3 separate regions of the Homo sapiens genome follow, and regions 2 and 3 are each linked to region 1. The links are chromatin loops, found by intact Hi-C in ENCODE. Cell type or tissue: CD4-positive, alpha-beta T cell. All regions are shown on one strand.

Evidence for each region. Hi-C counts contacts between places; a loop is a spot of excess contacts. Peaks named below come from ENCODE experiments on the same cell type or tissue, not always from the same donor. Only the 100,000 strongest peaks of a DNase experiment are listed, where the experiment ranks them.
Region 2: it touches region 1 in a loop (2.0-fold over the local background); 2 of 110 quality-filtered maps call a loop at or near these places.
Region 3: a loop joins it to region 1, with 1.9 times the contacts of the local background. A loop is called at or near these places in 9 of 110 quality-filtered maps.

Annotation. Positions count from the first base shown.
Region 1 is chr3:43,388,381-43,390,880 of GRCh38, forward strand. All of the region lies in intron 12 of ANO10 (anoctamin 10), which reads right to left. Among named protein-coding and RNA genes, the nearest start is that of SNRK-AS1, 38 kb to the left of the region's middle. In CD4-positive, alpha-beta T cell, no CTCF peak of the experiment used is centred here; a DNase peak (open chromatin) is centred at 1,491; H3K4me3 peaks cover 802 bases; H3K27ac peaks cover 2,107 bases.
Region 2 is chr3:43,012,486-43,014,985 of GRCh38, forward strand. All of the region lies in intron 1 of GASK1A (golgi associated kinase 1A), which reads left to right. Among named protein-coding and RNA genes, the nearest start is that of GASK1A, 34 kb to the left of the region's middle. In CD4-positive, alpha-beta T cell, no CTCF peak of the experiment used is centred here; DNase peaks (open chromatin) are centred at 390 and 1,426; H3K27ac peaks cover 2,304 bases.
Region 3 is chr3:43,341,863-43,344,362 of GRCh38, forward strand. SNRK (SNF related kinase) reads left to right here. Exons shown (of 7, transcript NM_017719.5): 6 at 1,482-1,616. Among named protein-coding and RNA genes, the nearest start is that of SNRK-AS1, 8.8 kb to the right of the region's middle. In CD4-positive, alpha-beta T cell, no CTCF peak of the experiment used is centred here; a DNase peak (open chromatin) is centred at 1,509.

The sequences.
Region 1 (2,500 bases):
GGCTATGAAGAGCGGCGCTCCCAGGGTGACAGGCTGTGGCCCTGGGAGATGGCATGTGTGAATGCATGCCCTTATCCCTGTGTTCCTGACCACATTCCGAAGGCTCTTTTGTTTTCTTACCAAGATAATGGAAATATAACTGCAGCTAGTTTCTTACTCTCTATGCAATATCATAGGCTCACACTTTGATCACCTAATGGATATTAAAAAGTTCTGATTTTTCCTAGGCTCTGAGAAAACTAAGAAAAACTTTAAGTACATGGGTGAACTTGGAAGATGTTTTTGGTTCTTTAGGTAAGACCAATATTACCAAACTTAGATATGTTACTGAAAAAAACTAATGTTTCTGAATTCACAAAGAGGATAAAGGCTAGAACCTAAAATGTTATGGTTCATTCTACACAGCACATTCAGAAGAGTATGCAAAATACTAAGAGAAGTAGTAAAACACATTTCACAAAATCACTATGGAAAGAAGCTAGTCCCAAATACTATCTTCATGCCAATTCCTCACTGCTTCTAAGTCTAAAGTTGCAGCTGTACTATATACTGAGAGCAGCAATGGCTTCTTTCTCTGTTCCCATCACACAAACCTTTTCAGAAACTGGAAAGTTCTATAAAGATGGCATCTAGCCCATGTTACTGGTACTCTTTGGAAGGGAGATCACAGTCACAGATTAGGTTAAACTGTTAGCTAGCATGATCCTGCTTAAACCATATGGCTGCAGACAAATGAACAAAAGTTGTGAAATCTAGAGTGTTAGAACTCTACCTCCTTGCTTTGCTTTTCAGAAACATGAGCTGATCCACCCAACAGGTGTTGAAGTAAATATGCCTTCAAATATTTAGTCCTTCATCTAACATTACTAGTGCTTTCTTATATGAAGCCAAGAACAGCAGAGAGCACAAGAGATAAGCTGTTTGCTAACAGGAAATCCCTTGGTAAAAGTTATAAAATATAGATGATTTTATCCTGCTACCCTGAAAGACCTCCAAGTCATTTTGTTAAAAGGACATGAAATAAATGTTTTAGGAGCTCATGGTCAGCTTTCAGTGGGTGATTCTGTGTTACCTAGCAAAGCCCACAGCTGATTCACAGTTAACTTGGATGGATCTAGGAGAAGAAAGCAAACCAATATTTCCGTAAGTCATTTCAGAGAAGTCAAACAAACAAGCTTGCACCAAATAAATAACCATGCAACTGTATTGGGTTGTGTTTATTTTATTGCCCTTTGAACCAAGCATTCCAGATAAGTATGTAGCAAAGCACATGGATAAATGCTCTTACTTATGTAAACCTGATTAAAAGGGCATGAAAACCAATGGAAAGGAAGATAAAGACATCCACAATGACTTAACAAAATAAGCTCAAGGATAAAAACTACCATTCTTATTTTCAAAAAGGAACTGGTATCAGTATCAAGACTTCCTCAGTGCCCTCGGAAAAGCCAGTCACTCCTATGCGTGTTCCGGGCTGGGAGGAAGTGATGGCTGACCACAGAGGAAAGCACGTACTAGACGGAAATGGAACAAAACAAAACAAAACAAAACAGCGGGTTGAGTCAGAGCCTAAAGGCCTTGACTCAATGAGAGGACAACTCTTTCCAAACAAAACCTTCATCAGGTACAAATGTGCATCACCAACAGTCATACGCAAGAAAGGAACTCTGCCAACAGTTTTTAAAGTCCTGGCATCCAGGGAAAGTTCTTCATTCTTAGGGAAGTAGGGTCTCACACGAACCCCACCTATGGTATTTAAAATGTGCTGAGGAATGTGCAGTCCCTGGGAGAGTGTGGGAGACACCCAAACTTCCAGCCACCAAACTGACACACCTGGACTGGACGTTGAGCCCACCACCTCTGGGTCTCCTCTCCCACTTCTCTACAGCTCCCTCCCCTCCTCCTTCCCCACTGCCCTTCTGGCTGGGAACCTTAGTGCAGAGCCACTGCACAGGCTGTGCAGGCAGCTCTGGGAAAATCACAGATGCCTCTCTTGGCTCTCACTCCCAACCTCTGTGCCCAGTACACTGAACAGTAGCAGGTTTTTTGTTTCAGGGTCCTCCCATTTGAGAGTTCTGTGGCTTTGCACAAACCCATGCATTCCTATCACTCTTTGAAGGCACAGTTCATGTGCCACATCTTCTATGAAGCCTCCTTAGCCCGCCACAGGTGCTCCATTCTGTGGTCCCACTGGGCTGCACCCCATGAGCAGAGGACCCAGTGTGGGAGCTGACATGGCCCTGTTTGTTGGTCTCCCCATATCTGAGATGTGGCACAAAATTGGGGGTGAGCCAGAAGACTTATGGGGAGGACTTATGTACAGTAACCACAAACAGATCTTTGAGGGGTCTCTTCTGCCCTTGGCTTCAAAATTAGACTCAAAAGTGCAACTAGCAATTTCAGATGCTCTATGAAGACAACTTTATGAGTAGAATGAGTGTATTCTCACGCAGTGTGTTCCTAACCTTGCTGATCAGTAATCAGAACGGATCTAAGGATA
Region 2 (2,500 bases), 380 kb before region 1:
AAAGGGGCTGTGTGAAGTCACAGGAAGGGAAGTGGAAAGTCACATGAAGGGGCTATGTGAAGTCACAGGGAAGGGCAGTGTGGAGCCACAGGCAGTGTGAGGCCACAGGAAGGAGCTGTGTGAAGTCACAGGAAGGGAAGTGGAAAGTCACATGAAGGGGATATGTGAAGTCACAGGGAAGGGCAGTGTGGAGCCACAGGCAGTGTGAGGCCACAGGAAGGAGCTGTGTGAAGTCACAGGAAGGGAAGTGGAAAGTCACATGAAGGGGCTATGTGAAGTCACAGGGAAGGGCAGTGTGGAGCCACAGGCAGTGTGAGGCCACAGGAAGGAGCTGTGTGTAGCCACAGGAAGGGGCAGTGTGAAGTCACAGGAAGGGGCAATGGGGTCACAGGAAGGGGCTATGTGAAGTCAGAGAAAGGGGGGTTGTGTGAGGCCACAGGAAGAAGCAGTGTGAAGCCACAGGAAGGGGCTGTGTGAATCACAGGAAGAGGCAGTGTGAAGTTACAGAAGGGGCTTTGTGAAGCCACAGGAAGGGGCATGGGAAATCACGGGAATGAGCTGTGGGAAGTCACAGGGAGGGGCAGAGGGAAGTCACAGGAAGGGGCAGTGGAAAGTCACAAGAAGGAGTGTGTGAAGCCACTGAAAGGGGCAGTGTGAAGTCACAGGAAGGGGCAGTATGAGGTCACAGGAAGGGGCTGTGTGAAGTCACTGGAAGGGGCAGTGAGAAGTCACAGGGAGTGGCTGTGGGAAGTCACAGGAAGAGGCAATGTGAAGCCACAGGAATGGGCAGTGTGAAATCGCAGGTAGAGGCTCTGTGAATCCACAGGAAGGGGCAGTGAGAAGTCACAGAGGCAGTGTGAAGTCAAAGGAAGGGGCCGTGTGAAACCACAGCAAGGGGTGCTGTGAAGTCACAGGAAGGGGCAGTGTGAGGCCACAGGAATGGGCAGTAGGAAGTTACAAGAAGGTGCAGTGGGAAGTAACAGCAAGGGGCTGTGTCAAGTCACAGGAAGGGGCTGTGTGAAGCCACAGGAAGAGGCAGTGGGTAGTCACAGGAACAGGCATTGTGAAGCCACAGGGAGGGGTATTGTGAAGCCAAAGAAGTGGCAGTGTGAAGCAACAGGAAGGGACAGTGGGAAGTCACAGAAAGGGGCAGTGTGAGGCCACCAGAATGTGCAGTGGGAAGTTACAGGAAGGTGCTGTGTGAAGTCACAGGAAGGGGCTGTGGGAAGTCACAGGACAGGGTAGTGTGATATCACAGGAAGGAACTGGGTAAAGCCACTGGATGGGGCTACGTGAAGTCACAGGAAGTGGCTGTATGAACTCACACAAAGGGGCTAGGTGAGGTCAGAGGAAGTGGCAGTGTGAGTTCACAGGCAGGGGCTTTGTGAAACCACAGGAAGGGGCAGTGGGAAGTCACAAGAAGTGGCTGTTGGAAGTCACAGGAAGAGGCAGTGTGAAGTCACAGGAAGGGTAATGTGAAGCCACAGGAAGGGGCTGTGTGAAGCCACAGAATGGGGCTTTGAAAAGCGGCAGGAAGGGGTAGTGTGAAGTCACAGGAAGAGGTGGTGTGATGCCACAGGAAGGGACTGTGTGAAGCCACAGGAAGGGGCAGTAGGAAGTCACAGGAAGGGGCTGTGTGAAGCCACAGGAAGGGGGAGTGTTAAACCACAGGAAGGCACAGTGTGAAGTCACAGGAAGGGGCTGTGTGAAGTCACAGGTAGGGACAGGGGGTAGTCACAGGAAGGTGCTGTGTGAAGCCACAGGCAGGGTCAGTGAGAAGTCACGGGAAGAAGGAGTGTGAAGTCATGGGAAGGGGCTGTCTGAAGTCACAGGAAGAGGCAGTGGGATGTCAAAGGAAGGGATGGTGTGAAGTCAGAGGAAGAAGCTGTGTGAAGTCACAGGAAAGGCCAGTGTGAAGCCACAAGAAGGGGCAGTCTGAAGCCACAGAAGGGGCAGTGTGACGTCACAGGAAGAGGCAGTGTGAAGCCACAGGGAGGGTAGTGTGAAGCCAAAAGGAGGGGCATTGTGCAGCCACAGGAAGGGGCATTGGGAAGTCACAGGAAGTGGCTGTGGGAAGTTGCAGGAAGGGGCTGCAGGGAGTCACAGGAAGTGGCTTTGTGAAGTCGCAGTATGGGACAGTGGGAAGTCAGAATGAGTGGCTATGGGAAGTCACAAGAAGTGGCCATGTGAAGTCACAGGAAGAGACAGTATGAAGTCATAGGAAGGCGTGGTATGAAGTCACAGGCAGGGTTCTGTGTGAAGCCACAGGAAAGGGCACTTTGATATCACAGGAATGGGCAATGTGAAGTCACTGGAAGCGGTGGTGTGAAGCTACAGGAAAGGCCAATGGGAAGTCATAGGAAGGGGCTGTGTGAAGCCAAAGGAAGAGGCACTGTGAAATCACAGGAAGAGGCTGTTTTACGCCCTGGGAATGGGCAGTGTGAAGCTACTGGAAGGGGCTTGTGTGGTCACAGGAAGTGGGAATTTGAGGTCACAGGAA
Region 3 (2,500 bases), 47 kb before region 1:
TTTATAAAAATAAACCCAGGTTCTTAATTTTGGTTTAAGCACAATTTTCTATAAGTTTCCAAATGTATTATGGTTCTTTACAGTATTGACTCACAGCTACTTAAATGACCTAAACATGTGGTGGAGACGGGACACTTGCTGTTTCTGCTACAGACACTGACTTTTGGAATGTGTAGAAAATGATTTTTCACTTTTGAGTGGGTAAAAGGCTGTTTGTATCTCTCTGAATTGGCCTTACGTTCTTAGCTTAAATAAATACATATATACATGTAGTAGTGTCATCTAGAACTACTTAATATAAATTCAATTATAAATCCAAAAGGTAGTGCAATTTAAATGGTTCAGGTGACTCCAGTTTGCCAGTTTGTTGGTTTCCCGATAGCTGGGTGAGCGTCTTGCTGTCCTCTCAGCTAGCCTCACTCCGTGCTTGCTGCTCACATCATGAGAAGCTGCTTGTTCTGAGGGTGACTCCTGAGTTCCAACACACACCTTTCTCTCACAATACATTTCCAAACCCAAGCCAACTCCTGTATTTAGTACTTGGCTGAAGAAACTAATAAGTCATTCTACCCTTGAATTTCACCTTGGATACTTCCTTTGTAATCTCATGCCTCAGCCTGCCCTGCCCCCATTAGTTGTGACCCCAGTGTACATTTTGAAAAATGGTGTCTCTTGCTTCTTTCCTAAGTGTTCATTGTGTGAGTATTTTCAGTAACTACAGAAAGTTTCTGAAAACGTAGTTACGTATTTCCTGGCCTTGTGGAATCCGCCAAAGCCAAAGCACACTCCTAGTATGTATGTCCTGTGACAGGTCAGCTACAAGAGAGTGGGCAGGGCTGTGGGCCTTGGTGGGCCTTGTGTCCCAGCACCGTGTCTAGCCAGACTAGGTACTCGGTGAACATTACTTTTTAAACGGATCAATGACTACATTGATTTTATTCAAAGCAATTGATGGTGACATGCTTTCAATTTCTTTAATAATTCTGTAGTGCCTAAATTGCCAGTAAATGCAGAGGGAGTATGAAAATAAAAACATTTGCTAAGTTTTCTGACTGATATTAGTACTTCAGTGCACATTCATGTAACACAGACTTCGTCTTCATGTACTTCTAGTGGAAGCAAGTAAACCACCTGAACAAATACAAACACTGTACACACAAATTCAAATTTTGAATAATGCGTGCACTTATCTTATGTGTCTAAAACTGACGTCTAACTCAGCTGCTGTTGGCATTTTGGATTTTTCTCTCATTTACGAAAAATCTTCATAAAAATATGAACATTTTTATGCAGTTGTTTTTAGAACTTTGAGTGACCTAAATAACTACTAGTTTGGTTTTTTTCTGGTTTGCATTTTTTGCATAATTTTAAAGATTCCAGCCATTGAATTTAACTTGCTTGTACTTTTAAAAATCAATTCTGCTTCTTGTAAAAAAACCTCCTGATATGGCTGACGTTTGCTCTCACCTTGTTTTCCTCAGAGCCCTGGAAACCAACAGGTATAACCATATCACAGCCACATACTTCCTGCTGGCTGAAAGGATCCTGAGAGAAAAGCAAGAGAAAGAAATACAGACCAGATCTGCAAGCCCGAGCAATATCAAGGCCCAGTTTAGGTGAGAAAAAAATCTTCACTGATTTTAGTAAGTTTAACGTTTTGAAATAGCGAACTTTTTTTTTTTTTTTTAATGCTTCCTAACTCTTTGGGGCAAGAGAGTACAAACAGTGATGACGGCCTCATTGGAGAGGCCACACACGGGCTCTTCAGGTGTACATGAGGGTCTGGGTTCCCTCGTCACCAGGGATGCCGTCCCCTTCTGGGCTCAGTGGGGACCGGGGCTGTGTCTGTTGGCATGGTCAGGAAAACATGTTTGGAGAAGCAGCCTCAAGCCAGAGTGTCTTGCTAGTTATTTTCATTAAATTCTTCCAAATCCAACATGTATTAATCTGTTATTTTCTTTAGTTTTTCATTCTAGGAACAAGGCTGAATTTTCCCTCAGTTATTTGAAGTAATTTTTAAAACTAAATAGAGTATTGCTATGCCACAGTGTTCTCTCAGGATTTCCGGGATTGGATAGTCAACATTAGCTAGTTGATTTCTTAGCTGCTTGACCTTGGGAGGTTGCTTAACCTCTCTATGACTTAGCTACCCGATCTGTAAAACAAAAGTAACAATGCTATTTACCTCATGGGGTTGTGGAGAGGAATGATGAATTAATATATGTAAAGCACTTAGAACCAGGGCTTTGTGTGTTTGCCATCACTGCTGGGAATATTTTACCACCATTGTCTTCAATAAAGTCATGAACGTGCTGCTCCCCAAGCCTTTTCTAACCCCCTCTCTCCTCCTCCTCCTCTCCCCCAGCCTTCCCACTTTGCTTTTCTGCCAGAGTAACTTTCCACTTAAAATCAAAGCATGGAAAGGGCTTACTTTTTTCATTATCATCATGAAATTTATTTCGAGTTTATGCACTCAGATAAAGTAACCCATGGAACTGTA